Regions from separate parts of the Homo sapiens genome. Here region 2 is linked to region 1. A link is a loop called in an ENCODE intact Hi-C map of the cell type or tissue named here. Cell type or tissue: IMR-90. All regions are shown on one strand. Each heading gives the region's core, and the rest is flanking DNA. Links, peaks and the distances in the headings are about the cores only.

Region 1 (17,076 bases), core at 5,538-9,537:
CTAATCTTTACTATGACAATGGTGATTTTCCAATTCCACCACTCTCTTCACATTTATTGTTTGTTATCTTACTGTAAGGAGACTTTCCTTCTCTTCTAAGTATTCATTCATTCATTCAGATCCTCATGGATTCATGAATTCCTATTTTTCTACCCAATAGTTCAAATTTTTTTTATTGGTTTCAATGATTGTTTTTTGCACTTTTTATCAAGATAAAATTCACGTAACATGAAACTCACCATTTTAAAGGGTGTAATTCAATGATTTTTAGTATAATCACAATGTTGTAAAACCGTCACCACTATAATTCCAGAAAATTTCCACCACCCCTTAAAAAAAAACACTACCTGTTAGCAAAAATACCATTAGCAATCAGTCCCACTTCTCATTTTTCTGCATTCCCTGGCAAATACTTACTTTCCTTCTTTCTCTACAAATTTGGATCTGCCTATTTTGGACATTCCATATAAATGGAATCATATAATTCATGGTCTTTTGTATTCTGGCTTCTTTCATGTAGAGTAATGTTTTTAAGCTTCATCCATGTTGTAGCATGAATCAGTACTTTATTCCTTTTCATGGCTGAATAATATTTCACTGTACGAATACATCACAGTTTGTTTAGGCTGTTTTGTCTGGGTTGTTTCCCTTTTTTGTTTATTGTGAATAATGCTGCTGTGAATATTTGTGTACAAGTTTTTTTTTTTTTAAACACTTGCTTTCAATTCTCTTGGTATATATCTAGGAGTGTAACTGCTGGGTCATATGATAATTTTATGTTGAAGTTTTTGAGGAACTGTTAAACTTTTTTTCCAAAGCAGTTGTACCATTTTACAATACCATCAGTAATGTATGAGCTTTCCAATTTCTCCACGTCCTTGCCCATACTTGTTGGTTCCTCCGTTACCTTAAAAAAAAATTATAGTCATCCTACTGGGTGTGAAATAATATCTCATTATGGTTTTGATTCGCATTTCCCTGATCGCTAATGATGCTGAGCATTTTTCATGTGCTTATTGTCCATTTGCATATCTTTTTCAGAGAAATGTCTATTCAAATGCTTTGCCAATTTAAAAATTGCATTATCTTTTTATTCTTGAGTTGTGTGTTCTCAATTATCTGAAACCCAAGTAATTCCAGATTTAACAGTGGAGGAGAGGCCCTTTCAAGATGGCTTCTAGGTTGTCTTGATGTGCCACCATCATTTTCAGGAGCACTCTTCCGCCCTCTCCCCACCCCCCTTTCTTTTTTTGTAGAACAGGTGGTCTGGTCTTGGGAATCAGTCATTTCTTCAAATTACCCTGGTTCCTTTCAGAGGGAAATGGTGTTAGAAACCAAGATCTGGGTGCTAAATGTACTCATTGCCACTGATTCTTTGCTTTTAAGTCCCTTCAGCAGTCAGAGGTAGGATATGCCTAAGAAATCATTAAGTTCATTCAAACCCAATCCATCCACATATACCAATCCATTCCCAAAAGTTTTTCCTCATCTTCCCTCATTCCACATTTTTATCTCCTTTCTTCTATAATGAGAACCTTGGCTCCCTACAACATCAACACATGTATTATTAACTAACTAAACTTTACCATATACATAAAATAGTTTTATAATTAGTATGTCTATAGTACTACAAAAAAAAAAAAGACAAAGCCTACTGAGAAAAGTTCAAGATTTGTTTACTGTTCTTTCCACATCCCTTGTGGAATAACATAATCAAATTTTTTCTTTTACCTCCCAGCAGTGTAACATTACTTATTTGAAACAAACTTGGATTTATTTGTTTCTACTTACATTCAGTTTTAGTTTCTCTTTCCTTTCCATGCTTGTTAATTTCTAAAATATTTAGAACAGGAATACATTTTTAAAAGACAAAACTACAAAAAAAGATAAACTCAGGTATCATTGCCTCCCTATCACTTCTACCTCTTCTCTATGCTGCTATTCCTTATAAAAATAAGCAACTTAATTATTTTCTGGCTTATCATTCCCATGGTTTTTCTGCAAACGTGTGTGTGTGTGTGTGTGTCACACTTTGTTGTGCACTTGGCTTTTTTCCCACTTACTTACAAAGAATAAAAAAATTAAGATCCTGAAAAGGCATTTTCTCAGATCACTAAGGAAGTGGTTAAATTATGACTTTTCCCCTAAGTTTATTTGAAGTCTTTAGCCTGCAACACAGAGATTGCTAAAAGAAGAAGAAAACTTTTTGACAATTAAAACCAAGCAGACTTGTCATTATCTAACATTATATTGTATACTTAAGTGAGTTTTCAACTGTTTATTTCTGCTATTGAAGAGTAAAAAAATGTATTTCAGAGAAGCAACTGAGATCCCTACATTGTAAGCTTAAAGAGTCAATGGTGATAAGAAAAAGAATCAAGTTCCTTAAGGGAATATGCAGACTGAGGAAACACAGTGAATGTGGGTGACTGTTGACTTTTTTTTTTTTTTTGAGAAGGAGTTTCACTCTTATCACCCAGGCTGAAGTGCAATGGCGCGATCTCAGCTCACTGCAACCTTGGCCTCCCGTGTTCAACTGATTATCCTGCTTCAGCCTCCCAAGTAGCTGGAATTACAGGTGCCTGCCACCATGCCTGGCTAAATTTTGTATTTTTAGTAAAAATGGGGTTTTACCATGTTGTCCAGGCTGGTCTCGAACTCCTGACCTCAGGTGATCCACCTGCCTCCGCCTCCCAAAGTGCTGGGATTACAGGCATGAGCCACCGTGCCCGGCTGACTGCTGACTTTTAAAAGAACAATTTCATTAAGGTTGAGAAGTTAATAATCTAGAAATCCAAAGAAATGATTAGGAGTTGTGGACAATGATTTGGGACTACTCTTCAGCAGTAGGTTTAATAGTGGAAGGCAGAGTTTGCAAGGGAGCACACAGACACAAGGATAAAAAAATTCTTTGAGGTCAGGGAAGAAATGAGCAGGGGTGAGGCAGAGGGGAAAAAGCAAGAGGATACAGACAGACTTTTGCAAAAGAAGGAGAAGGGAAAGTTCCTGAAGATGTGGAAAGTGGGGTGGGTGATTAGCCTTAAGAAGAACTAGGCACCCTGCCCTGAGACAAAAGACAGGCTGGAGAAATGTGTGGGGAAACAGAAGTTTGGTGGTAGAGAAGAGTAAAGCTGAAGAAGCTCATGTTATATGGCCTTTTCAGAAAAGTAAGGATGAGGCAATCTGTGAAGAAGAGGGGCAGGAGGCAGGGCTGGCACTGGAGAAGTAAGGCATGGAAAATGCCTGGCACAGAGAGGCCATCTGGAGAATGAACAATATAAACGTCACCATCTATAGTGGAATTTATTCAGCTTTGAGAGTTTAGTAATGTAATGTATACTTATCTAAGTTAAAATTGGTGATGTAAATAATAGTAAACTCTTGATTTTTCCCTATTTTAGTAGAATACTTGCCAGATTTACTAAATGATGTAACTGTTCTGAAACTGTTGGAATCCTATTATTGAACTAAAATTTTTCAGCTTTCCCATAAAGTCACAAATAATAATACATCAACCTCAACTAAAACCTGAATTTTAAAAAAATATAGCACATGGTAAATCTGGATTAGAAATATGTACATTTGTGATGATATATACACATTCTATTAAATGCATTATTTTAAACTAGTGATGATAATAACTATTTAAAGAATTCTATTCACTTTTGCAACCACCTAATAGAACAAACTGAATTGAAGTTTAATTTTCCATAAATATTGCTATTACATAGTAAAACTCACCATTGTTTAGGAACAGTTTTTAGGAATGCTTCTTGATTTTCAGGGCAAACTAAAGGAACCCACCTGCTCATAGTAGGAAAGTTAAAGAAGCTGAAATAGCACTGTCTGGGAAGAAAGTAGTATTTTTTTTTCTCTTTATTTGAAGTCTGCCCCAATAATGTGTTTTCCAACACTAATCTTACAACACAGAGATTTTAAAAACACATAAACCAACAAACATACATTCTGGCAACTAAAAACTAGAATTGCCATTATTTAACATTACATTTTTTATTTACGTCTTCATTGACTGAATTCATTCCAAGCCTGCTGGAAGGAGAATAGATACTTTCTCGTGCCTTGAAAAATGCGTAGAATATAATATAGTAAGCATTCAATAAATATGGATTAATTAACAGAAAGTCAAATACAAAATCCTAATGTACAGCAAGCAAGCCTGGGCAAAATAGGTCTTACTGATATGACTGAAATCTGTATTGTGGATTACTGAAAATTGGCTATATGTTTGGCTTACTAGATCAGTATTAAATATCTAAGATATATGAGAGTCAAGAATTTATAAAATTCCTTATTAAAGTAAGGTTAAAATTTTGTCTTGAGTAAAATATAGGGGTTTAAAATTTCATAAATAATGTGTATTTAGTTGAAATTAGGTTTAATTCAATGAAATACTTATTGTGAGCCTTCAGAGTTTATGATACAGATTGATGCAGAAGATTAATACAAGGCAGAATGTGGTAAGTAGCAAAGAAAGTTCACTGGGATAGCCAGAAAAATGTCTTTTAAAATGTATGTCTGATGCTGGGAGCTAGAACTGAAGATTGGTGAATCATCTTTCAAAAGAATCAGCAACCATATCTTTTGTGGGATTTTGGATAGGATCTAAGGTAGTTTAAGAAAGATTCATGAGGTGAAGGTGTTTGAGATGGTACATGAAGGACAAAAATCCCATAAGCAAAAATAGTAGAAGGTGCTCAGGCCAATGGAATCACAAAAGCAACATGACACACATAAGAAAGGGTGGGAGTATAGTCAAGGACCCATCAGAATAGATTGGGGAGAATATGGAATCTGTCTGGGGAAGTAATGGAGGAAAAGACTTGAAATACAGATTTTACTGCAGAACTTGAGGACTTTGTATACATGTAAAAACTGATTTAATCCTTCTGAAAATCATGTAAAGTTGGTATTACCATTGTGATGAACACACCTCTCCCTTTATCCCTAATTCCACGTGACTCTAGTCGTGCTGCCTCTATCTTTGGCTTGATAAATGGCACGTGACTCAGCACTGGCCAATAAGAGCCTTTAATTTCCCAGCTATAGTAATTGATTCAGAAATAGGCACATGATAGAATAATCAACAATGAGATGCTAAGAGATTTTTGTTGAGACCTCTAGGACTAAGGCGAACATTCTTCTCTACTGGATTAGAATCTGGGAAGACATGAGGAGTTGCTTTGACTATTCAAACCCATGAAAGGGAAAGCATGACTCAGAATGGAACAAATAAGGCTGGGTATGTGGAGGTTTGGGTGAAGATGTGTAAAAGCAGAATCAAGTGATGCAGACAAAAAGAGGAAATTCAGGTCTACTTGACATCATTTTAGCCTCTGACAAAGGTGTGCCTGAAATCAGTTCTACCTGTAGCCCCAGTGTAATCTTTTCAGCATAAGCCTGATTAGCCATTTGAAACTGTAAGATTCTTAACTGACAGAATATCATTCCCATTTACAAATAAAGAAACTAAAGGTTAGGAAAAATATAATTTGTCCAAGATCACATATGTTTTAAATAACAGATTTATTGCTTTAACTCATATTAGATGACTTCAAGCCCATGTTGCTAACTACACATTTCTTTATTTTGTGAATTTTCGTGTGTGTGTGTGTGTGTGTGTGTGTGTGTGTCTAAGAAAGACAGAGAGGGAAAGAGTACATCAAAATAACTTTGGTTAGTTTCTTTCGGTATATAAAAATAATAACTACCACTCATTAGCACTATGCTAAATGCTTTACATAAAATTTCTATATATGCCAATCATTAACAGCTTGTCCATACTCACTTCTAATGGAATCTTTCTTGTCCATAACTGCTGTTCCCTCTATTAGCCTCAGAAGCTGGCCAAGGGTGGCACATGAGCCATGTGTGCTCACCAGGGACTATAACGTGGTAGCCAGTCAAAATATGAGCTAGGCCAATTGGATTCCTTTCTTGGAAATATGAACTAGTTGGTGGTAGCAAAAGGATGTGCACATTTAGATTTGGGGTGATAATTTGACACCAGGAGCTACACAGAATTCTATAGGAGGATAAAAGAAGACTGCCGTTAGAAGGAAGAGGCTGCTGCAGATATACAGAAAGAATCAGAGATGCAAACAGAGACGTAGATTACATAGCTTTGCAAGGAGTTCAGTCTCAGATTCTGATCACATTTTATATTTCTACTCTTTGGTTTCTGTCTTTTGGTATTCATGAGATTCCAATGCATGCTTAGAAGAATCTCCCCTTTACATAAGCTAGCTTGAAGGGTTCTTGCACCATGAAATCAATAAAGTACAGACTAGAACAATATATCATTTTAGTGAAATATGATAGCAACCCATGAGGTAGTTATTTTCAAGATAAAGAAATAGGTTCAGAGAGTTCAAGTAAATATCCCAAGGAAACAACTAGAATGAGATGAAGCTGGGAGTAAAACCTAGGTTGATGTATCTTAACTCCACATGTATAAGACTAACTGGAATAGGGATATACCAGAGACAAGGAAACCAATTAGGAATTAATTACAGTATTTTAGGAAGAGATGGTGAGTGATGCAGTTAGAGCAATGGATGAGTTAACAGAAGTGAAGAAGTGGGTAAAAAGTGTATAAGATTGTCTATAAGGGTAGGGATGAGGGATAGCAAAAAAGTGAAAGAAGCCAAAGATGACACTAAAAAAATTTAATTTGGCTGATTGGAAAAAGAGTGGTACAACTAGTAATAGTAGTAGGGATTCAGGTCTGGGAATTATTATTATGAAGAAGAAAATACAGTTAATTTGGGTCGCTACTGGTTTTAAGGAAACTTTAAAAAGAGAGCTGAAAATGTTAGCTTGAAGCTAGAGTTAGAAAAATGAAATTGGGAAATATTTGTAAAGAAGTGACCTCACGGAAGTCTTTTCAAAACTCAGTAAATCAATATATAGCATGAATACAGATTTTAAAAAATTCAGATGTCAACTGGGAGAAATAGAACAAAGACGGCCGACTAGATACAGCCAGGAAAAACCTCTCCCATTGAGACAGACCAGAATATTGAGTAAACTAGCATAGTCCACACAGACCCTCTGACAGATGCACCGAGAGAGGTTAGAGAGATGACTCAGACACCAGGACTGAAGAGGGAGGAAGCTGGAAACCCCACATGAGGTTGCTGAGTGCTGAGATGCATCTCAAGCCCTTAATGGCTCCTAAGGAAGGGGTGGCTGTGATCTGTGTAAGCTGTTGGACCTGGAGGGAGCCCGACTGTCTTTCCCAGTCCTGCTGAGACAGGTCTGATCTGTACATCCTGTTGTCCAGTGGCCCCTCTCAGAGTCTGGTCTTGGCCATGTCTGAATGCAGCACAGCCTCAGATATCCTGCCAGAGTGCTTTCGCCAGTGACTACCACAATAGTGCTTTTACTGGAGTCCCCCACTGCCCCACCTCAGCACTTTTGCTGACAGCGTCCTGCTGGAAAGTGTTCACCTCTGACCTGCCACTGCCCCTTTGAAGTACATTTGCACCCCTGCTGCAGCACCTCCTACCTGTGGCACCTCCATCAGAGCACTTATGCACACAGCACCCTCAACAGAGTACTGTTGCCAGCAGCCTGAGAACATCTGGCACCAACAGCCCAACTGGGGCTTAACCTTGAGAGATGAGAGGGCAAAGCCATGGACCCAGTCCCAGCCACCCAGGGTTAGAGCACGCAGCCCAGGAGTGTGAAGCTGAGCCCGCGCCCTCCAAAAGCATCCAGAAACGAAGTCATTTAACTTTCCTAACTTGCACCACAGTCAAACCCTCAAGGACAATGAAGATCATAAAAATAAAAAGCTCTATCCAAAGGAAAACAACTTCAAAGGATAAAGGAACATCAGCCCCCACAGATGAGAAAGAACCAGTGCAAGAACTCTGGGAACTCTAACAGTCAGAGTGTTTTCTTATCTCCAAACAATCACACTAGCTCCCCAGCAATGGTTTTGAACCAGATTGAAATGGCTGAAATGTCAGACAGAATTAAGAATCTGAATGGCAAGGAAGCTCATTGAGACACAAGAGAAGATTGAAACCCAATCCAAGGAAAACAGTAAACTGATACGAGAGTTGAAAGATGAAATAACCATTTAAAGAAAGAACCAAACTGAACTTCTGGATATGAAAAATTCACTACAGGAATTTCAAAATACAACAGAAGCATTAACAAAATAGACCAAGCTGAGGAAAGAATCTCAGAGGTTGAAGACTGCTCCTTTGAAGCCACACAGGCAGACAAAAATAAAGAAAAAAGAATGTAAAAAATGAACAAAACCTCTGATAAATATGGGATTATGTAAAAACACCAAACCTATAATTCATTGACATTCCTGAAAGAGAATAAGAGAGGGTAAGTAATATGGAAAACATATTTGAGGATATAGTCCATGAAAATGTTTCCAATCTCACTAGAGAGATTGACATTCAAATTCAAGAAATTCAGAGAACCCCAGTGAGAAGCTATGTAAGACACAGTCATGAGATTCTCTAACTCAATGTGAAAGAAAAAATCTTAAAGACAATTAGAAAGAGCAGGTCACTTACAAAGGAAACCTCATCAGGCTAACACCTTTCAGCAGAAACCTTACAGGCCAGAAGTGACTGGGGGCCTATTTTCAACATCATAAAATAAAAGAAGTTCCAACCAAGAATTTCATATTCTGCCAAACTAAGCTTCATAAGCGAAGGAGAAATGAAATCCTTTTCAGACAAGCAAATGCTAAGGGACTTTGTTACCATTAGACCTGCCTTACAAGAGGTCCCAAAGGGAGTGCTACATATGGAAACAAAAGAATTCTACTTGCCACCACAAAAACACACTTAGGCATGTAACCCACTGACACTATAAAGCAACTATACAATCAAGTCTACATAACACACAGGTAACAACATGATGAGAGGATCAAATCCTCAAATATCAATATTGACCCTGAATGTAAATGGTCTAAATGCCTCACTCAAAAGGCACAGATTGGCAAGATGGATAAAGAAGCAAGACCCAACTGTCTGCTGCCTTCAAGAGACCTATCTCAAGTAGGATTACCCATAAGCTCAAAGTAAAAAGAGAAGGATCTACCAGGCAAATGGAAGACAAAAAAGAGAAGGGGTTATTCTGTACTTAAACTCGACGCTTAACCAACTGGTCTTAATAGAGATCTACAGAACACTCCACCCAACAAGACCAGAATATACATTCTTCTCATCTGCACATGGGAGCTACACTAAGACTGACCGCAAGCTAGGCCATGAAGCAAGTCTCAACAAATTAAAAAAAAATCAAAACCATACTAACTACACTCTCAGATCACAGAGCAATAAAAAAGAAATAGATACCAAGATGTATCAAAACCATACACTTACATGGAAATTAAACAACTTGCTCTTGACTGACTTTTGGGTAAAGAATAAGACTGAGGCAGAAATAAAAAATTATTTGAAACTAATGAAAATAGAGACACAACATACCAGAATCTCTGGAACACAGAGCAGTGTAGGGAGGAAATGTATAGCACTAAACAGCTACAACAAGAAGTTAGAAAGATCTCAAATTCATAACGTAACATTGTACCTAGAGAAACAAGAGCAAACCAACCCCAAAGCCTAGCAGAAGAATAACCAAAATCAGAGCTGAATTGAATAAAATCAAGGTGCAAAAATCCATAAAAAAGATCAATAAAATTAAAAGTTGGTTCTTCAAAAGATTAAACAAAATTGATAGACCCCTAGGTAGATTAACAAAGAAAAAAAAGAGAGAAGATCCAAATAAACACAATCATATATGACAAAAATGACATTAAAACTGACCCCACAGAAATACAAAAAATCCTTGGAAACTATTAGAGACACCTCTATGGACACAAACTGGAAATCTTAGAAGAAATGGATAAATTCCTGAAAACACACAGCCTTCTCAGATTGATCAGGAAAAAACTAAAAGCTTGAATGGATCAATAACAATTTCTGAAACTGAATTAGTAAAACAAGCCTACCAACCAAAAAATCCCTGGTCTAGATGGATTCACAGCTGAATTCTACCAGACCTAAAAGAAGAGCTAGTACCTTTTCCAAAAATTGAGGGACGGGGATTCCTCCCTAACTCATTCTATGAAGCCAGCATCATTCGGATACCAAAGCCTAGCAGAGACACAATGAAAAGAGAAAACTTCAGGACAATATCCCTGATAAACATGGATGTAAAAATCCTCAACAAAATACTAGCAAACCAAATCCAGCAGCACATCAAAAAGTTAATTCACCACAATCAAGTAGGCTTTATCCCTGGAATGTAAGGTTGGTTCAATATACGTAAGCCAATAAATGACGGGTGGGTGTGGTGGCTCACACCTGTAATCCCAGCACTTTGGGAGGCCGTGGCAGAAGGATTACCTGAGGTCAGGAGTTTGAGACCAGCCTGGCCAACATGGTGAAACCCTGTCTCTACAAAAAAAAGTACAAAAATTAGCTGGGCATGATGGCGGGTGCCTGTAATCCCAGCTACTCGGAAGGCTGAGGTGGAAGAATCACTTGAACCTGAGAGAAGAAAAGGGAATGCATAGAATACTGTTGATGGGAATATAAATTAGTTCGGCCACTGTGGAAAGCATTGTGGAGATTTCTCAAAGAACTTAAAACAGAACTACAATTTGACCCAGCAATCCCACTATTGGGTAAATATCCAAAAGAAAATCAATGTGTCTACCAAAAAGACAAATGCACATTCAGGATACAAAACAAACACACAAAAATCAGTAGCATTTCTATACATTGATAACAACCAAGCTCAGAGCCAAAGCAAGAACAGACAAGGACATGGAATCAACCAAGGTGCCCATTAATGGTGGACTGTATTTAGAAAGTGTGGTACATAGACACCAAAGAATACTATGCAGCCATAAAAAGAATGAGATCATGTCCTTTGCAGCAACATGGATGGCACTGGAGACTATTATCCTAAGGTAACTAACACAGCAACAGAAAACCATATACTGCATGTTCCCACTTATAAGTGGAAGATAGACACTGAATACACATGGCCACAAAGACGAGAACAATAGATACTGGAGACTGCTGGAGGTGGGGAGTAGGATGAGGGTGTAGGTTGGAAGGCTACCTATAGGGTACTATGCTCACTACCTTGGGATGGGATCATGTGTACACCAAGCCTCAATGACACCCAATTTACCCATGTAACAAACCTGCACTTGCACCCTCTGAACCTAAAATAAAAGTAGAAAAGAAAAAAATTTCAGTAATACACAAGTACAAAGTTAAGAAGTAAACACTATGTCTAATACTAAAAGAAACTGCTTTAGATTTCTAATTTTTCTCTGGCCAGTATTTATGGTGACAAATTTACTGGGCCCAAATGACAAAACGAAGCAACAAAATTATTTATTAATTTTATATAGGCAGCATATACGTGTGTACACATACATATAGAAACACAAAGAAAGCATTTATATCTTTAGAGATTATAATGTTTTAAATTGTACAGCAAAAATATATGGAAATCACATAATAAAAAATGACTTGTATTTATGCCCTGCATTTCTCCATGGAACTTAAAATTATTTAACAGACATTATCTCATTGTTTTAAGAACTGCTATGAAACAACATGACATTTATATAACACCATTCATTTTCAATAATCTTGAAGGGTTTTATAAACTCCGGAAGAATGGCTTTGCTCATGTTCAATGTGGAATCACTGAGGGATGGACGTGGAGGTGGGTGGGTAGAGAATTGGACAGGACTCTGGTAGATGTTCCATAGAACATAGCAGTAACATACAACCATTTAAGAAAGTGAGAGATACTATTATATTAAACAGAAAAAATGAAGAAAAAAGAGCAGAGAAGATCCAAGCTAAGATTGCATTACATTTGTTAAAACTGAGAAAAACAGTAAAGACCAACTGGTCTTATTTTAATTTTTGTATCTTAGAATAATATAGATACTTTCTAGATTAAAAAGAATTTAAGCATCATCTGCTAAATTAAGAACTCCATTTTCTTTTTTTCCCTTTTTGAATATATATACAACAGTTGTATATATTTTGGTGTACAACATCATGTTTTGAAATATATATTGGATGGCTGAATCAAGCTAATTAACACATACATTACCTCACATACCTGACACAGTTTTTTTTTATTTGTGGCAAGAATACTTAAAACCTACTCTCAGCAATATTCGAGGATATAATACATTGTTATTAACCATAGTCACCATTTTGTATAATAGAGCTCTTCAACTTACTCCTCTCTAACTGAAATTTTGAATCCTTTGACCACATCTTCCCAATCTGCCTTCCTGCCTAGCCCTTGGTAACCACAATTCTACTCTCTGAAGAACTCCATTTCCTACAGTGCTTTTTGTATGGGTAGTGGTCTATACTCCAACCATCAATAACATCTTGGATCTAAATTATTATTGATTTAATATATTTTTGGGGGGTGTCTATATTTTTTGAAGACACTTCCTCTCTTTCCTTCCCTGTTTGGACTGAAACTCAGATGCTAAAAAACAAATATTCACCTGAAAAATTTTTTTTTCAAGTTTTGTTTTGTTTTGAATTTATCGGGTATATTAATCAGGATTCTCCAGATATACAACCAATGTGTGTGTGTGTGTATGTTTGTGTGTGTGTGTGTATGTATCTCTCTCTATATATAAAAGAGGTTAATGGAGCCCGAGAAGTTTCAAGGTCTGCAGTCAGCAAGCTGGAGACCAGGAGCGCCAGTGATGTAGTTCCAGTTTGAGTTCAAAGGCCTGAGACCCAGGAGAGCTGATAGTGTAAGTTCCAGTCTGAAAGCCAGCAGGCTTCAGACCCAACAAGAGTCAATATTTTGGTTGAGTCTGAGAAGGAAGAAACAAATGTCCCAGTTCAAAGAAGATAGGCAGATGGAGTTCCTCCTTATTTGCAGGAGGATCAGCCTTTTTGTTCTATTCAGGCCCTCAATTGATTGGATGAGGGCCACCCACATTAGGAAGGGTAATCTGCTCTACTCAGTCTACCAATTCAAATGCCAATTTTATCACCAAACACCTTCACAGACACACAGAGAATAATGTCTTACCAAATACCTGGGCACCCCATCGCCCAGTGAAGCTGACATATAGAATTAACCAACACATCAGACAAAAGGGCCTCTGTTCCTTCCTTGGAAAAACTAACATAATTCAATTTTCCTGAAGCAGTTGAGAGCAATGGAATAATATATAAAAAGAAGATACTGCCAGATTCCCTACTTGGACAAGGAAATATGCCAACTAATGCCAGAGGCTCTAGTGCCTCACTTTGTCTCCACTAGTCACAATATGTATGCAGAGGCCTACCGAAGATGGATGGCACCTTGGATAAGAACACGTGTAGAAGTAGTGAAAATGCAGGGGAAGAGCTGGACATCACAAAATACTGCAAAATTAATCTCCCAGCCCATCATATAGTTATTAGAGAACACAGTCAGTTTTGTAGAGGAATGAGAACACAAGCCTTATAGGTACATGGGGACTTTGACTATCTCTTTAGCCAGCTCAGGGTAAAAAGGGTGACAACATCCCTATTAATCCTTCAAAAATACCACCTGAGGTCCTGAACCCAAAGATCACCTTGCAACAAAGAGCTACTAGTCAGTACAAGTCGTCTACTACCACTGCTACTACTACTACTACTACTACTACTACTACTACTACTACTACTAATACTACTACTGCCACCAAAAGTTACCACATATTTCAGAGGTTACATACTTTACATACTGTAACCTCGCAATAAACAAATGAACATGCCAATTTTACAGATGAAGAAAGTGAGGCTAAGAGAGGCCAAGTGTTATAGGTATGTTTTTGTTTGCCAAGTGTGTTTTTGACTCCTTCTTCTGATAACAGGTTCTGCCCCTGATGACAGAGTGACCCATGATCAATCAGCAATTAATATCTGTCTCTGGGGAGCTGGGTGTTCAAACAGGCTGGAAAGAAGCTAAGTGAGCTGTCTGATGATAGAACCCAGAACTAGTAGAAGAGTTTCTGCACTGAAGGCTCTGTGGTTGCCCCTGGTCTTTCGGCCCCTCCTAAAGTGTAACTATTTAGTGCTTAGTTCCATTTTGTGTGTTACCTAAGTATCCCATCCTATGGCTTAAATTGTACTTCATTATGGCCACGAAACATGAATACCTAGATACATTGTATAATTTATCCAAGATCACATAGGCCTAAATTGGAAAAGTTGACTCAAACCTAGGTTTTTCTGACTTTAAAGGCTGTACTCTTGACCATGATACTCCATTGGCTTTTGAAAACTGGTATTCTGTAATGCTACCTGCCACCAAAAGAAAGTAAAACATTCTCTTGATTTTATATCTTGGATTCTTTTGCAAAATTTTGGAAGATAGTTAAGCAAATATGGAAAATCTTGTAAAATTAGTCTATAAAATGTAATTTCATTGTTGAACGGGAAAATCTTTAGTGGGCATATTAAACTTGGGTTATTTGGATGTTGTATAAAAGGAACAGCCAAAGGTATAAGAAAATGGTACTTGAGCTTTGCTCTTTCTCAATCAGTGAGATGAAATGAGAACAAAACCTTTAAAAACCTTCCAGAGTAGCAGATGAACAAAGTGAAAAGAGCACAGGCTTTCTGTTACAGGTAAATACAATAGAAAGAACAAAACATTCAGATTCTTCCAGCTCCACAATTATATTACATAATCAAATCACTCTCTCCATGATACAGGTTTTCTTATTTGTAAAATGGAAAAATAGTATGTATTTTTATAGGGTTTTTGGGTAAGAATTAAAGTAAATAATACGTGTAAAGCTTCTACTATAAAGCTTGGCATATAGTAAGCATTTATGAAATGGTAGTTGCTATTTTTGGAGCTGTCATTAAACTGAGTCATGTGATGATGCTTACAGGGCCAACCAGAGAAGGCTGCTGAGAGGACCCTGGGAGTAAGACATAGTTGGGAACCAAAAGGATAAAAGTATCTAATGCATAAGAATGTTTAGTTATTTATTAGCATCTCTTGCCTGTCTGTGTGTGTTTAATCTTGTATGCATTGCTGAAATGTAACAGAGATACTGGAAAGTACACAAGTTAAAAAAGTATAGCTCAATGATTTGTCACAAAGTGAACACTCAGATCAGGCAAATCTGTTGTTTGCCAACTTTGCAGAAGCATCCCTGTTGCATGTCCCATTTGTTAACCTCTCTCTTCCCTATAAAAGTAACCATTATCTTTCCCTACGGGATAATCACAAACATTATTTTCTATATAATTTTATCACTTAAGCATGTGCTACTAAACAGCACTACCTAATTTTTGCTACTGTAAATATACAAGCCCATACTACCACTTCCAAAAAGTATTTGAACACCAAGTCAGTGAGTTCTTGAACAAACAAGGAGGGGATAGAGGAAAAAAACAAACTTTCTTCTGAAAACAAAAACAAACTACATTAATGTTTTTCAGATATGTGCCTAGTAATACTAAATAAACAAACACAAAACCCAAACCCAAAACACACTACTACTTAATTTTGTTTGTTTTCTTGTGCATATTATATAAAATGAAATCACATCATTTATATTCTTTGGTGTCTAGCTGCTTTTGCTCAACTTTATGTTTGTAAGATTTATCTACATTGTTGTGTGCAGCTATAGTTCTTTCATTTTCACTTGTATATAGTATCCCACTGGATGAATATACCACAATTTTTACCACTCTGTTGATGATAGATATTTGTGCTATTTCTTGTTTCTCACTATTAAAAATAATAATACTGAACACTCCTGTACATGTGCACATATGTCTGATAACTAGGTATGTAACGGTAGAATCAGTGAATCATGGACTGTGTGTATTTTTAACTGTGGCAGAAAATGTCTACTGTTTTCTAAAGTGGTTGCATCAATTTACACTCCCGACACCAGAGGATAAGAGTTCCAATGCTCCACATTCTCAGTAACAATTGCTACTGTTAATCTTTTTAGCTATTCTGAAGAATGTGTGGTTTGGCTCTAATTTGCATTTTCCTGAATACTCATGAAGTTGGACAAATTTTCTTATGATTAGTGGACACTAGATATTTTCCTTTGTGAAGCGCCTCGTGAAGTCTCTTGCCCGTTTTTCTTTGGGTTATTTATTTCTCTTATGATTAATAATCACTCTTTAGATATCCTGGCTATGCTGTATATTTCCTTTCCCATTTTGTGGCTTGCCTCTTCACTTATGTCAGGTATCTTGCTGAACAGAGGTTCTTAATTTTAATAGAGTAAAAGTTCAGCAAATGTTTCCTTTACGATTACTTCTTCTTATATCTTAATCCTTCAATCGCTACATGAAGGTCATAATGACATTCTCCTAAAATATTTTCTAGAAGTTTTATTGCTTTGTCATTCACATGTAGATCAACAGTCTATCTGGAATTAGTTTTTATGTCTGGTGTGAGTTAAAAGTCAAGTATTTTTCTTTCCTCAAATTAATTATCCTCTAATTCCAGCACCATCATGGAAAACATTCTCCTTTTTCCTTGCTTTTCAGCACTATCTTTTATGTGTGTGGGTCTGTTTCAGGCTCTCTATTCTATATCACGTGTCTATTTGTCAGTCATCATATCAATCCCACACTGTCTTATAACAAGTCTTGATATTAGATAGATAAAATAGTCTATCTCATTTTTGACTTTTGTTTTTTCCTCAATCTTGACTGTCTTTGCTGCTTACATTTCCCTATAAACTTTACAATAAGCTTATCAGGTTCTATAGAACCTGTTAGATTTTGATTGAAATTGCATTTAAAATATAGAACAGTTTAGGGGAAATATCTTTACAGTACTGAATCTACCCAATCCATAAACATGATATGTCCCTCCATTTTATAGATAATCTTTAATATTATTCAATAAGGCTTAAAAGTGTTCTGTGTCTTGTATGTCTGTATATTAATTCCATGGTATTTGACATTTTTATGGTACTGTAGATAGAATTTCTTTCAAAATTTCATTTTCTAAATCTTTGTTATTTCCATATAGAAAATACAACTGAATTATGTATAC
Region 2 (17,076 bases), core at 6,700-10,699, 53 kb after region 1:
TTTTTTTTTTTAATCTGTAACCCAGGACAGTGCTGACTACCTGGTGCTTAGAAGGCATTTATTTTTATATTCAAAATATACTACAACCAACTCATGACTGTTAAATTACATTAGCAATTTAAAGAATTAAAACTGTGAAAATTAATGATAAAATGACACTAATTATTAATGCTAAAGATATCTACTCTAATGCCAGTGATGAGTTGTTTTCTTCATTTAAAACTAATGTCAACTTATAGCATTCCAAATGATTAGACAAAGTATTTGGGTGGGGGTCTTGGGAAGAAATGTGTTTACCAAAAGACCTAGACTAAACAGCATTATTTGGCCATGAAAAGGCAATTAATTCTCCTTCTTTGCCTCAGTTTCATCATCACAGAAAAATAGTTTAAGTAAGGCAAAAAATAATGTTTCTAAAATGCATAATCAAAATTATAAGTGTAAAAAGTTATACCACGCAGATCATTTTAATTCCTTTTGATTTGGCATTTTAAAGCACATTTTGAATTAAAATTATTTCCTTGGTTTTCATTCACATCACTAAGGAAGCAGCGAGATGCTGAGTGTTGACGTCTTCATCCTAGACACAAAAAAGCTGAAGTATAGAGATGGCAAGAGATTTTTCAAAATTATCCAAGAAAATAATAGAATTATCAACATGACACTGACATCTTAATTCTTCATGCAGTTTTCACTCAACCTGCTAACCACCTAATAAGTGAAAAGTACTTTTAGACTCATACCTTACCTTTAAACTGAATATTTTATTTATTTACAATTTTTATTGATTTCTAATATGTGTACATTTTTATGGGCTACATGTGGTATTTTGTTACAGCTATAGAATACGTAATGGTAAAGTCAGGATATTAAGGGTATCTATCACCTCAAGCACTTAACATTTCTGTGTTGTGTAAATTTCAAGTCCTCCCTTCTAGCTGTTTTGAAGTATACAATCCATTATTGTTAACTATGTCAACCTACTCTGCTATTGAGGATGGAGCTTATTCTTTCTATTCAACTGTTTATACTCATTACCCAATCTCTCTTCATCCCCCCCAACACACAAACCCAGATGCCTCTGGTATCTATCATTCTGCATTCTACCTCCATGAGATCAAGGTTTTTAGCTCCTACATATGACTGAGAATATACGATATTTGTCTTTCTATGCTTGGCTTATTTCACTTAACACAGTGACCTCTTGTTCCTTCCACGTTGCTGCAAATGATAGGATTTCATCCTTTTATGGCCAAGTAATATTCCATTGTGTATGTACACCACAGTTTCTTTTTCCATTCATCCAATGATGGACTCTAAGGTCGACTCCACATCTTGGCTATTGTGAATAGTGCTGCAATAAACATGGGGGTATAGGTATCCCTTTGATATAACAATTTCCTTTTCTTTAAATAATATCCAGTAGAGGGATTTAAGCTGAATATCTTCTATACAACAGGAGATACTATAAATAAATAACTACATAAGAAAATTTTTATTACTACAATGTCAACATATTTACAATTTTTATAAGATCATTCGTTATTACTTGATTGAAGTAGTTTTTTAAAATCCTGCAATTATTTTTTAACTGTGCAGCTTTTGAACATGCGATTGAGGATTTAAAATGGAAATGTCAAGTATCTTGCATAACTGTCAGTCTAGTTTTTATTTTTTCCCAGATGCTTTTTTCATTTTCTCCAGTTTCTAGGAATGTGCCTTAGGAAAACTTCTAGTTATATCTATTATTTTTTCTTATGTCACGAGAAATATTATTTTAATATAAGGGTGATGAAGTCAAGCACTGATCTTCTCTAATATTCACATTTAAAAAATTGATGAAGATTATCAAGACCTGAGTGACATGCTGTTGGAGAGATCTTAAATCTACATAAATGGAATATGTGTTAGTTTCTTATATATGATGGTAAATGAACTTGCTTAGAGGCCTTGTTAAACAAGCTGATGGCTAAACACATGCCCATTACAGACTATTGTTTCTTGGACCACGGATGTAGCACTTGCAGTTAGTTTAAGCCTGCTATTTCCCAACATCTGATAAGAATTCATAACACATGGAAATGATTGAAAACCAAACAGTATACCCTTCATGGTCTTTAGCCTGCTGCTTTAATCACAAAGATATCCAATCTGTTTGTAGTGAAACAGCAGCTTGGCTGTTGATAAAATCATAAAATAGCTGTAATAAAAGCCCATCATATGTATTAAAATTATAGATGTTTCATACAATTTTTAGACTTACAGTATCATCAGCTGTAGCAGAGATGTAGGTTCACCATATTTCAAAAAGTGCCAAAATGTACTGTAGTTTATACACACATTTTGAAAATGTATACTTATATCATGCAAATATCTAACAAAAGTTAGTCAATAAAACTCCACTCTGTGTTCGAAGCTCTGTTCTACCTATTACTAGCAGTACCGCATTGGACAACTAAGTTAACCAATGTAAGCCTCAGTTCACTCACCTAGAAATGAAAAGAATAGTAAGGTTGTTGTAAGAAAGAACTAAGATTCTATGGAAATTATTTAGCATACTTAGCATAGTACTTGGCCCAAGATAGTACTAAACAGAAATTTGCTTCTCTTATTATTATTGCTTTCACCTCCACCACTACCACTATTCCTATTCTTGCTATTTACAGAATCTATTAATGACAAAATGAGATCTCAGTCTAACAAAAGAGATTAAAAAGGCAAGTTTTTCCATTGTTTCCATGGAGATACAGATTTCAAAAGCACAGTGATTAGTTTTTGTGTTTGGGGCACTGCTTAGATTAAATATATGCTATGCAAGTGAGAAATGTAACAGTTTTAAAAAAACTAAAAATTACAAAATTCCCATATCCTAACTCTGGTCACTAAATGCTTCAAAGTGAATTGCTTATTTTCTTTCATTATAACCTAGCTGAAAAGGTAAGGAATAAGCGAGTCAACAAAGAAATGCATACATACTTAGAAATTCTATGAGGGAGGCTAACAGAGAACCTACCTTATTTTAGTCTAAGTGATCCTGAAAGGTATCTATCAAAAGATAACATTTAATCTGAGAGCTAATGTTCTATGTGCCCTTTATAATCTGCTACACCATTACTTACGAATAAAAAGACTATATCCATATCTTTAAATATATTGTAATTTAGAAAGAAAAGGAGAAATCTAAACACACTTGTATATAGCCTTTAAACTTACAATCTTACTCCTTCCATATGAAAGATCATATGTATTTTTAATGAAAAGATTAGAAGTCTAATGTAGATGACCCCTAATCTTTGTAAGATCTCTTTCAAATCTTAGAAAATTTTATTCTTTTTTTCAAAACACACTAAACAGTGTATCTTAAACAAAATCATAAAGTGCCAATAATATCAGTAGGTGATATTGCTATTCTGTCTAAGCACCAAGTAAAAATCTCAGAATCAAATATGTTATTTCATAACAAAAACTTGGCTTAGCCAAGATTTCACAGAAGTGGAGTACATTTGCTGTGGCAGAAACCCAGTCTTTAGCCAAATGTCTATTTCACAATCCAACTTTACAAATGATATTAATTCAACATGAAAAACAAATTTGACTTCCATTTCTAGTAAGGCAGTATACTAGATAACCTGAAAACTCTCTTGTGACTCAACACATAGAAGTGCTGAATAGAGTACATTTTTAAAAACACCTTTAAATACATATGTTTAGCTCACTAGAAATCAAGGGCAATATCCAGGGTTTGGAAAATGAGGAGGGGGACTGAAAACCAGAGCAATAAGCATTGGAACTGATAGTTGAACACTCTGAGTTACTGGTCTCAGGAACCTAGAAATAGAGATTTTAACAATCACAGGCATGGTGGTGCGTGTCTGTAACTCCAGCTACTCAGGAGGCTGAGGCAGAAGAATCGCTTCAACTTGGGAGGTGAAGGTTGCAATGAACCAGGATTGTGCCACTGCACTCCATCCTGGGTGACAGGGCAAGACTGTCTAAAAAACAAACAAAAAAAAGCATCGGCTGGGCACGGTGGCTCATGCCTGTAATCCCAGCACTTTGGGAGGCTGAGGCAGGAGGATCACGAACGAGGTCAGGAGTTCGAGACCAGCCTGTCCAACATGGTGAAGCCCCATCTCTACTAAAAATACAAAAATTAGCCAGGCATGGTGGCACATGCCTGTAATCCCAGCCACTCAGGACACTGAGGCAGGAGAATAACTTGAACCCAGGAGGCAGAGGTTGCAGTGAGCTGAGATTGTGCCACTGCACTCCAGCCTGGGCAATAGAGCAAGACTCTGTCTCAAAAAAAAAAAAAAAAAAAAAAAAAGCATCAACAATAGACTAGATCAAGCAGAAGAAAGAATCTCAGAACTTGAATACAGATCTTTTGAAATAACCTGGTCAGACAAATATCAAGGAAAAAGAATTTTTAAATGAGCAAAGCCTTCATGACACTTGAGACACCATAAATTGACAAAACATGTGAATTATCACACATATTTACAGTCAACTGATTTTCAACAAAAGCACCAAGAACATACACTGGGACAAGAATACCCTCTTCCAGAAATAGTGCTGAGAAAACATGCAGAAGAATAAAACTAGACCCCTATCTCTAACCATATACAAAGATCAACTCAAGATGGATTAAAGACTTAAACATAAGACCTAAAACTATAAAACTACTAAAAGAAAACATAGAGAAAACACCTCAGGACATTGGTTTAGGGCAAAGATTTTTACATCTAAGACCTCAAAAGCACAGAACAACTAAAACAAAAATAGACAAATGGGACTATATTAAACTAAAAAGCTTCTGCAAAGCAAAGGAAATAACTAGGTGAACAGACAACCTGTTGAATGGGAGAAAATATTTGCATACTACTCACCTGACAAGGAGCTAATATCCAGAAAATACAAAGAATTCAAACAACAATAAAAAAACCCAATAATCCTATTTGAAAATGGGCAAAGGATAGGAATAGACATTTCTTAAAAGAAGATATACACTACCTTAATTTAAGAGAGAAGGGTCTATTGCTATAATACTTTGAATTTTGGTTTAGAAAAGGAACTACTATTTATCACAGAGAAGACCTATTTATATTTAATATTTTTATTAGAAGGAATGTTGTTTTGTTACTTAATTGATGTATTTTAAAAATTGAAATACTATTGTTCAATTTATTAATATGCTATATTACATTAATAGACTTCCTTTAATTGACTGACCTTTACTGTCCTTGGAAAAAAGCTTTCTTTCTTTGGCTATTTTTAAAATAATGCTTCTAAGTGAACGAAACAAAACAAAACGAAAAGCTTATGCATTCCTTTTGTACACCTTCCGTGTTCACAGAATATTTTTAGGTGTGTTGTTATTTTGGGTTTCTATTTTCTTTTCTTTCTGCTCTATTGCCTTAATTTTTTATACTGAGTAGGCATCATTTTCATGAAAAACTGAAGTCATTAGGAAAAATATTAATGAACCACATTTATCACAGTATCCAACACTGTGACTCAGTATGTTGTTGGTGCTAAATAAATATAGGCATACACTAAGGGAGAAAGAGTACAGAATACTAATCTGGGACCCATCAGAGGGAAATGTGGGGGTTTGGGAAGAGGAGAAATTTTGTTGTGAAGACAGACGTCTAAAATATAGCACACAGAATAAAAATCACTGAGATAAGAGCATCAGATAGAATGATGTCGATCAGGATTTAAAGAGGATGAGGTCATTTTTGTGAAAGCCATACTTGGTAACAGATAAGCATTATGTAAATTCTTTAAGATTTCCCATTTCCTATAGTGTTCTTGCCTTGTTAAATTTGCTTTACCGACATCAAAACACTTTCAACATTATGTAAAAAAATGAATATATGGACAAATGATTTAAATATAGTACATGGTATAGATTAAATAAGAAAAAAATGAGGTGGAAGTTTCTCTGGCATTCATCTAGACTTTCATCGGCATGTATCAAAATTATATAAAATGGCTTCTAGGATATCATAAAGCTTTACAAAGCGTTTCACAAATGAAGCTGCATATAAGTGATCCTCTTGAATTACTGAAGCTTTTCACGTTTAGGAACTTTTGGCCCTGCCTCTCTCATACAGTGCAGGTACAGACATTGAAGTGCCTCCTTCCCATGCAAGCCCATTCCACCTGGGTCCTGAACCAGTTATGCATGAGAGATCTATCATGAGCATCTATTCAAGAATAAGGCATAAAATGAGTCATTCTGTTTGAGTCACATCTATTCCTCCTAAAGCACTCCTCTCTCTTCCACTTCCCTTCTCCTCATAACTCAAAGTCATCCTTCAGATCTCAGCTTCCATGCCATATTCTCTGCAAAGACTTTTCTGAACTCTCAATACTGATGCACAAGCTCCCTATATTTATCCTTACCTTAGGTCTATAATCAAGTATACCTAAATGTGGCCTTCCTGATAATAACAACACAGTATGATGTTGATGATGATACTATTGTTATGATGCATTTTTCAAATTCTAAATCCAGGCTCTTTCCTCACTGCATGGGTTGAAGTTTCCAAGTCTCCCAGGAAGTATTTTGCTTGCTTTTTCAAGACAGAAGAGCAATTAGATAAACAGTGCTTTTGCTCACCTGACCTTAAAATTTGCCTTTTCTTACTGCCTTGTCTAACTGATAGGCTTGGACTCTTTTGGTACAGATGCCTGCCCAAATCAAGTGTATCACATCTTTTTGGCCTTGGGGCTCTGTGATTTGCTTGCCTGGAAGTCCCTGCCCAAACTAGAGCCAGAACAATATTTTAAACAATATTTAAAGTGATGAGAAATTTGATCTCATCACTTCAATGCTACAGTGACCCTTAATTCTCAAAGTCCAAACTCCTTAAGACTGCAAGGTTCTTCATGGTCTCAGCTCTGCTTCATTCTCCATCTTTATCTCTTGCCTCACTTTTTGCATGCATTCCCACATCCTAAAATCCTGTTAGTTCTCAGAATGTATAATATAATCTTTAACATCTATTCCTCATGACCTAAAACACTCCTCTCTCTTCCACTTCCCTTCTGCTCATAACTCATAGTCATCCTTCAGATCATAGCTTCCATGCCATGTTCTCCATAAAGACTTTACTGGACTCTCAATACTGATGCACAAGCTCCCTATATTATCCTTACCATCAAGCTTATCATATTGTATTTTAGCAGGCTGTTTATTTTCTTTGTAATCTCCAGTAGTCCAATAAAACTGTATTCATTTCACTTTTGCAACTCCAATAATTAGCACCAAATCTGACATAAAATCAGCATTCAATACTCAATAAATACATTAAACCAAACTAAATTGTTGGTAGTGCTAATCATTCTTTGAGATTGCCTAAAGCTGCAATTTTTTGTTATTATAATATCATGGGATTTTTTTTAAAGGTATGAAAAACAATTCAGTTCTCTCAAGCACTGGCAAAATGTATCATTGCTAAATGTGTGTACCCTTCCACTCAGCAATTCTATATACTTATCATAAGAATCCCAAAGTGCTCAAGCTCCTTGTCAAGCACAAAAGAAGAATGTAATGGGTGTTCATGACAACACTGTTTATAAATATAATAAAAGCAAATAATTATTCAGTTTATATAAAATTGTATGTTTGTGAATATATGTGTACATGCCACCAAACAAAAACAAAGATTTGCAAGGTGGTTTACCAAAATGAAAACAATGGCTAGCTCTGTAGAATGCAATATCACATGACTTAATGATTTAATAAACTATTAATTCTGGTTATAAAGAAAAATTTATTTCTGTTTAGAAAAAAAGAAGTTTCTTTTTTGAGGGGAATATTTCAAATAATTTTCCTTGAACAAATTTGGTAGACATTATGATTCATCATTCTTTCTGTGCTCATTTCTAAAATTAAAAGAAATCATCATTGTAAAGTTAAATTTAATCAAATAAAAATACTCCAGTGTTCAAGACACTTAATGGATCATGTATTTTTTTTTTTTTTTTTAACCAATTTAAGAATCCACTTGTTAAAACATTTTGATTTCTACCATGATCTCATGCAAAATCTCAAATATTTTGGAGTGACTATATTACGTTAAGAACAAAAAGTGTGACATATTTGAATGCTTATGCAACACAGATTTTTTATTTTTGCAGAATAAATTTTACCACAGGGTGTATTTCAATTTGTACTAAGTAACACATCTATAACTACAATGACAGCATTGAGACTTTTAAAAAGGTTTCTTAATATTTCCATGGCAATTTTATTAACCATGATGAGGAATAAACTGGCTGTATGAATTTAATAAAACTGCAAGTCCAAATCACTCAAAAACATTTTGCTCAAATTTGATATCACCTCCCAAAATTCAACATTTTGGGAACTACACTGATATATGCTTCTGTTCTGGGAATTATTCAGCTCTTGCATATGGCCACTATGCCACTACAAGGGTGTTTTTGGGGAATTAATACCTTTTCACTCTCATTTTTTAGTTTTTTTTCCCCATCCTAAGAGCCATGGGGGCAGGGGATAGGCAGAGGCAAGGAATCAGTAAGGAGAGAAAAGGGAAGTTTTTGTATTTTTCCAACTGTAACAAGAAAGCTCCTACTTTAAGGGGAAAAAAAAATCCCAAACTGAGTTTTCTTTCCTCTCTAGCCATCTAGACACATAAAACACATAATATGGTATAAAAGCTTTTTGGATACAATAGACACAAAGCCACAGCAGGGGTCATCATCTGTGTTTCTTGACTTTTGTAAAAACTCTCACCTATTATAGTGGCTTAAAGATTTGCTCTACATGAATCTGCACATTCTCTGCCTCTGAAACCCTAATTGGCATTTAGCTGAAAATAAGCTTTATCCTCAGAGTCACTAGTGACTGGATGCAAGAGCTGACTCATTCCTAGGTCACTGCTGTAGAAAAGGTCAGTTTTTCTTTTCCATAAGGCTTCATAGACTTAACTTCTCTGTGGGTTTCCTACTCTGTTACCACCTGGCAGACAAACAGGACCAGAAAACTTGCTTGAACTGTGCTAGACCGACCCTTCAAGAAAATAAGGACAAGATGTGAGCCAGGAAAAGCACTTTGGAAACTGCTTGCACCTAATAAAAACATATTTTTAATTTAGCTAATATAAAATCCAAAGTAGTTCAGCCCAAATAGAAAAGATGCTTTATTTATATTTATGTGGGTTCTTAACTTAGGTTTGATTCATGCTTCATGCATGAAAACTACCATTTTATAGAATACGGTGAACAGCTGGCCTACATATACCTCTACTGTTCTTCATTAAACCAAAATGAGATACATGGCAAGTTTCAGTATTTGCCCTTAATTTTATGAATAAACCAAAATTTTCTTTTATGAAGTAAATTTATTAAAAATTGTAATTGATAAAGTAATTAATTAGAATTTCACATGGCTTTCTTTTCCTCTATTCCAAAAATGTTCCAAGTCCTGTTCCAAGTATGTGTACATACACATATACCTTCTCATTGAATCCTCACATCAAATTCTAAAGGGATGTTATTTTTACAAGTGGGAAATTGAAGAGAGGCAATGGTGTGGAAATTTGACAGAGGGAAGGGTATATGCAAAGATGATAAGGTAAGAAACAGCAAGGCAATGAGGCAACGCTTCAGCTTACGTGAAACATGCTATACGACAACTAGAACTACAAAAAATACACCTGAGGAAACAAAAATTGATATATTTCACACTCAATACAAAAAAAAAGTTTTATTGGCTATATGAACTTGAAGACCACTTAAGAAAATAGGGTCAGGTTGAAAGCAGTTTCAATGGAATATAGTTTAAGCAGTAATTCCAAAACGTTAGCTGATATCAGAATCACCTGAAGGCTTGTTAAAACACAGATTGCTGGTCTTTACTCCCAGAGTTTCTGATTCTGTGGGTTTGGGGTGGGGCCTACACCTTGAGAAACAGAATGCTGCTTTGGGGACAACACTCTGAGAACCAATAGAACAAGAACAATGTTACGTATGTAAGTCTGAGACTTTATTAATATTTTCTTAGCTTTGAAAACAAACTTAGGAGATAAACAGAATTAGTTACTTTACATTTGATCAAACTTCAATATTTATCATTGGAAACACTAAAAACTTAAGAGGCGACTAGGAAATACTTAAGAAAGTTTTGCTTTCAGGTAAATTCAATAATAAACAAACTCAGGTATTTTCCAGGGGCCAGAGGAACACAGGTGCCCCTTTATAAGCTAAATGTTCTTTCATTGTTGCAGTTAGCATAGAGTTTTCAGAACGACTTTTCTTATATGTGGGTTAGATGGGGATGGTATATTCTGGGTGAAGAATGTAGTCTTCTAGAATCTTGGCAATTTCTTGATGAATTTTCAATGTATTGCTATTAGCTTTGTGGCTGATACTCCACTCTGATTTTACATTTATTCAGAATCTGCAGCACAATACTATTGTAGTTCAAAAGGAAATAAATCTGGTATGTGATATGTCAGTATCTAAAGCTAATATAAACAACAACAACAACAACAACAGCCCCCCCCCCAAACACAACAAAGATTGACAACAAATGGGTTCTGGATTTATCTCTTGAAGTTGTATTCCCCTTCTTCCTTTGAGGAGCCTTCCTAGCTCTGGGAAAGAAGATGTTAGTGTTAGAGATAAGCCCTAATGTTGTGAATTAAAAGTAACCTCCAACCCTCACTATGCTTAGGTACCCTAGGTGGGGTCTGCTATGTCTTTCAGTGGACTATGGCTCAGACTTCACACATGAGGTCAGGTCTTCTTAAAAAGTGCTGGAATATCATGGCTGATATTACTTTCTCATGTTCCATCAATTTGCAAGGCAATTCCTTATAACTCACAGGAGGCTTGTCCTAATGCCTAACAAGGCTTTCTTTGCCAGGACCTCTGACTTACTCTACAAACTTAGACTCACTGCAGTCTTACCGCATGGTTCAGATTCTGATTGGCTCCGTTATGCTAGTTGTTAGGAATAAGTTAACAAAGAAGCACTGACGGCTTTATTAGGAGATCTCAACATCTACTTGAAAAGTGTGTCGATAAAATAGAAACTTATTCTTGTTAAAGTAAAAATTCACACTGTAATATCTATCATAAAACTTTACAATATATCAATATACAGTAAAACCAACAATAATATAATAATACCAAAAGCAAGCATCAGTTATATCCTCCTATTTCTAAGTCCTGCAAGGGAAGATCATAAGCTTTGCAACCAGAATATGGGTTAAAGTCCTGGCTCAACACCGCACTAGCTGTGTGACATTGGAAAAATTTATACAAAACTTCCTGAGGTTGCTTTCTTATATGTGAAAAGGAGGAATATCCACAATGGTGTTGGGAGTTTGAACAAATCTTGATTCTCTTTTCTTTTGAACATTCTTAAAACTAACCCAAATTGCTTCCCTTTTTGCTAGGAGCTGCTAAATTATATATATCCATAATCCTCAGGTGTGTGAAATGTTTATACATATTCACGTAGAAAATGTCAAAGCAAAAGTGTCATACATTTTTCCTACATTCCTCCTCATACCTTGTAGTGAGTGATCAAAGGTGTGGGCTCTAATCTATAGAACACTTTATCTGATGAGAACAGAATATACATTCTTCTCAAATGCATATGAAACGGTCTCAAGATTGACAATATTCTAACACATAAAATGGGCCTCAATATATTTAAAGCATTGAAATCATATGATGTTCTCCAACCACATGGAATGAAATTAGAAGTCAATAATAGAGAGAAATTTGGGAAATTCACAAATACGTGGAAATTAACAACATATTCCTAAACAACCAATGGATCAAAGAAGAACTCACGGGGAAATCAAGGTACTCTGAGTTGAATGAAATGACAGCCCAACATACTAAAACTTACAGGATGCAGCTAAAACATACTTAGAGGGAAATTTATACCTGTAAGTAAATGCCTATGTTAAAAAAGAAGAAGGATTTTAAATCAATAACATAACCTTCTACCCTAAAAAACTAGAGAAGTACAGTGTACTGCTTTGTCACATCTTAAGCCTTAGGTAAAACATAAGTCATCAATACAGTTATTCTTATAGCCTAGTACTTTCCTGGTATTTTTTTCCTGCTAGGTACTATATGCCATATTTAGAAAAGAATCAACCAGTGATCTCTCTTGTCAATTACCAATTGGGAACTGTACTTCTGGGAGTCCTACAAGTTAATGTGATGATTTGGGGAGAAAAATCACCAGCTTTGGTTTCTGAATCATACGTTCAAATCATATCAGCAAAGTATGTGTACACATATAATCTAACTGGAGTCTCAGAGAGTGGGCAGGTCATGGGCTTATCATCTGCTTTATAGATATGAAAACCAAGCCTCTAATTAAAAAATCTCCTTGACAGACGGGTTCTCAAGTTCCAGTGACTTGTAAAATCTCTGTTATGTACATTTGTAATTATTTTAACTAAGGCTTTCTAATATGCTTTGGTTAAAATGACTTATTCTGAGTTCTAAACATTTTAAAACCAGATTCATTTTCTTGTAAGGCACACCATATGACAGATGTGGCTGGAAGACTTCAAAATAAGCAGAGCCATTAAAAGATGATTCAAGATGTACTGTTATTTTAACATTAATATTTCAAGAAGATAATGTTTATATATATGACTAGACAGATTCATCACATCCTGAAAAATATGCCCAACGTGACTCTTCTTTGCTCATTTGTTGGCTGTTAGAGCCCAGAATAATTACCAGTAATGCGTAGCTTTATGAATAAAACTTTAACATTATAAAGTAAAAAATCGAGAGATTTAGCCCTTAAACCAAAAATTAAACCATCTTCCCTCTAAAAATAAGGCAAATTTACTCTCAAGTTTATCCCAATAACAAAATTAACCAATGATTCAATCATTTAAATTCCCCTATTTGACATCACCGTTTCCAATCACATCCATTCCCAAAGTCCTACTTTATGTCATACCAATCTATATAAATTAGGCAAAATTATGTCAAATCCTATGCTATATCATGAATATCCTTTCTTTCCCTTTATATATTTATACCACAGAACACTTATAGGTGAATACTAACTAACTTCTACTATGGAACTTCAAAATAATTCTTCCAAAACTGAACACACAATTCTTAGAAAAAGACTGAGAAGTGGGCCATTTGGGCTCACTCCACTAGTTATTTGTGTGAGTTTGATGAAATCACAGTCTTTCTGAGGTTATTTATTCCCTGAATATTTAACAACCAAGGGCCACATCCTGTCTCACTGTAAATGTTAATGTAGTCTATTCAGCCAAACAAAGTAATACTTTTCTATGTTTGCTGTTACCCCAAGTTTTTTTTTTTTTAATGCCCTTAGCATGTTGCACTGTATTTTGTACCAGATACACAGTTGATGCATAATAAATATTTGTGGAATAACTATTTCAAAAATAATCTTAAACATTTTTCTCTTTGATCAACATTTCAATTATATAGGAGGCATACATTTTTGAGATCTACTGCACAACATGATGACCATGGTTAATAATAATGCATTGTATATGTCAAAATTGCTGAGAGTAAATTTCAAATGTTCTCACCATAAAACAAGGATATGAGGTGATGGATATGTTAATTAGCTTGATTTAATCATACCACAATATATACATATATTAAAACCTCACATTGTACCCCATAAGTATACACAATTATTATTTGTCACTTAAAATTTTTCTAAAAATGTATTTCTTAGTGACGAAATGCATTGTGAACCAAGGATTAGGATTAATCCACAATACCTGAGACCTACTAAAAACAACTTAAGTAAAAATACTACTTATCCTAATTCGGAAATTTATAACAAATAACACTAATTATGCCATAAAACATATTAACATATGGGTAGGTGACATCTGGGAAATTAACTTTTCAGGCTCTAAAGGAAGATATTAGAAAATATAAATTCAGAGGCTCTAATACTGTAGTGGGAGCATTTGTTGTTTGGGCCAAGCAGCACCCAAATAGCCTCTGTATTTTAAAAGAATCCCAAGGTAGTTTGAAGGCAAAACTGCCACCCACTTCAGAAACCCATGACCTGGAAAGATCTTATCTTATTCACTTGCCAGCCAGGGCATGCATAGATGACCTTGGCAGAGCCAAGGAGGTGCTCTTGCCCAGGACTCTAAATCTTGAAATATTGGAAAAGTAAAAGAGGCCGAAGTTGAGATGATTTGACTTTCAAAAAGAATAATGGCTATCATTTATGTAATCATATTGAAAATATAAAAATCCACGAGGCATAAATAATACTCATAAAAGATAAAGCCAGATATACAAATAAGAAAACCTCATTTGCCACCCTTAGAGGTGACTATCGCAATTGTTATTATAAAAAATTGGTAATAAAAAAATAAGAATTATGCAGGCTTTTCTACAGGAAGCATATCTCAAAATAATCAAAGCCTCAGTTGATGAGTGAAAGCTTTTCTTTATAGATGAATGCAAGATAATAAATATAAATGGAACGACAGAAAATAATTATTTTGCAACTCCTACTGAAGTAACTGATTCAGGACAAGAATCACCAATGGATGGCAAAATTTTTACATAAAGGATTGATGGGAAACTATATATTCATGTGATATCAAAGTATTACTTCATAGAATATCTGCTAAGAAAAGCATAACTCTAAATTAGAGAAGGGCTGAATGCAGTGTCTCATGCCTGTAACCCCAGCACTCTTGGAGGCCAAAGTGGGAGGATCACTTGAAGCCAGGAGTTTGAGACCAGCCTGGGCAACATAGTGAGGAGTGGCAAAAAATTTAAAAAGTAGCAAGGCATGATGGTGCGTTCCCATAGTCATAGCTACTCGGGAGGCTGACGTGGAAGGATCACTTGAGCCCAGGAGTTCAAGAATCCAGTGAGCTATGATCACACCACTGCATTCCGGCTTGGGAAACAGAGTGATATCCTGTTGTAAAGAAGAACAAGAGGAGGGGAGAGGAGGAGAGGGGATGGGAAGAGCACAGGGAAAGGGAGGGTGTAGGGGAGAGGAAAGGTGGGGAGGGCAGAGTAGGGGAGAACAGAGGAGGAGAGAAAAGAAACAAAATACCTGAATGTATTTTATTAGTCTTGAGTAAAAGAGAGGTAAGTAGACATCATACAAACCCTTAATTTAACACTGTAAGCAGTGTCGCCCATCACAGTATCACCCATCCCAAGAATGTTTAATCTGAACCAAGCTTTTAAATCTAACTTATAGGTAGCAGAAAATACAGATGATAGAGGAACAAGTTACATGATGCTACATAGAAAAAAATCTAACAAGTCCAGAACGTGAGTCATTCTATACAGGACAACTAGCCCAACTTTATCAAGTCAAAGGTATGAGAAAAATTAAAAGGGTAGGAGATACTGAATATTTTTGTCCTTCCCATATTCATATGTTGAAACTTAATTCCCAGTGTGATGGTATTTGGAGGTGGGGACTTTGGAAGGTGAGTAGGTCCTGAGGGTGAAGCCCTCACAAATGGGTTTAATGCTCTTATAAAAAATCCCAGAAAGGTTTCTTATCCTGTCCACCACATGAGGACACAATGAGAAGATGGCCATCTATGAACCAGGAAATAGGCCCTCACGAGACACCAAATCTGCTAATGCCTTGATCTTGGACTTCTCAGCCTCAAGAACTGAGAGAAAGAAATTTCTCTTTTCTTGTTTATAAGCCACCCAGTTGATGGTATTTTGTTAAAGTAGCTTGAATGGTCTAAAGCAAAACTCAAGAGACTAAAAAAAATTCAACATGTAAACCTTGACTGGATCTGGACATATACAGACAAGCTATAAAAAACATTTTGCAAACACCTGGGAAAATTTGAATATGGGCTGGGTATTAGATGATTATTAGGGAATTATTAATTCATTACATATATGAATTTTAGTATGGTTATATAAGTTTTTCCATTTTAAGGTATTCATATTCATATTTTTAGTGGTAAAACATGACTTCTGTAATTTATTTCTGTGTTGAAGTATTTTAATGCAAATACAGCAAACTATCAATCATTGTTTAATCCAAGTGATAAGTATATGAGTGTTTTCTTCTAGGGTTTTGTTTGTTTTTGAGGAAGGGTATATTATATTTACTTCCTGATATGCCTAAATTATTTTTAATAAGATAAAAGATTATTTGCGCTGGCCATAGTAGCATGGAGTCCATAAATATGCAGTGTGGCTGTGTCAGCAACTGCAGAGGCAGATTCCTAGTAGTTACATTGTCAGGTAGGCAGTGCCTTGCATCCTGACTCAGCCTGGCTCTTTGGCCTTCCCGTACATTCCGTGGGTTTGCTGATATCATTTTGATATATTCATTTGTGACTTAAATTAGCAGAAAGGATTCTGTTATATGGCACCAACAACATGAAGCAATATACTATTTACATAAACCTACTTGATATCTAGCGCTCTGTGCTCTGCACACAAAACTTTCCCCTAAAATGGATTTTTAAATCCTCATACCAAGATGCACAGGATAAATACATGTATCTATGTAACATTAGAAGAATGACATTGTATTAAAATCGTTATCATATTTAGTCTTTAAATAGCATGATATTGAACATTTCTTTGGAAAGTAATGAGAATGATAGTTTAGTAACCTATATTCCTATAGCAATGCAACTATTACATGGAAGTATAATGTAAGGCAGCACAATGGCAGTTGAGACCTGGTATTATGTTGCTGTTAATGGAAGCACATAGAAGGACCTCAGTTCTAGGATATCCATTAGAAACAGTACTTACTCAAGTCTCTTCATTGTTTTAACTTTATTCATATATTAAAGGTTAATGTGGCAAAATGTAACAATTCACATAAATAGAAAAAGCATATATAAAAATGTCCTTGATTTTTAAATCAATCACTAAGTACAGAGTACCTGATATGAACACAGAAGTGTGCTAAGCATGTTTAGTCAACTGTTTTGGTACATTGGTGGTTTCCAGTGAACCATCACTTACACATAAGTATAAGTGTACAAGTGATTCATACCCTTGTATAGTCTCTTCCCACATTGACTCTAGGCC

What was found. Hi-C counts contacts between places; a loop is a spot of excess contacts. Peaks named below come from ENCODE experiments on the same cell type or tissue, not always from the same donor. Only the 100,000 strongest peaks of a DNase experiment are listed, where the experiment ranks them.
Region 2: it touches region 1 in a loop (1.8-fold over the local background); 2 of 110 quality-filtered maps call a loop at or near these places.

What each region holds. Positions count from the first base shown.
Region 1 is chr5:64,913,532-64,930,607 of GRCh38, reverse strand. All of the region lies in intron 11 of CWC27 (CWC27 spliceosome associated cyclophilin), which reads right to left. Among named protein-coding and RNA genes, the nearest start is that of CWC27, 150 kb to the right of the region's middle. In IMR-90, for the core only: no CTCF peak of the experiment used is centred there; a DNase peak (open chromatin) is centred at 7,117.
Region 2 is chr5:64,861,406-64,878,481 of GRCh38, reverse strand. The region is part of intron 10 of CWC27 (CWC27 spliceosome associated cyclophilin); the gene reads right to left. Among named protein-coding and RNA genes, the nearest start is that of CWC27, 100 kb to the right of the region's middle. In IMR-90, for the core only: no CTCF peak of the experiment used is centred there; a DNase peak (open chromatin) is centred at 8,911; H3K27ac peaks cover 166 bases.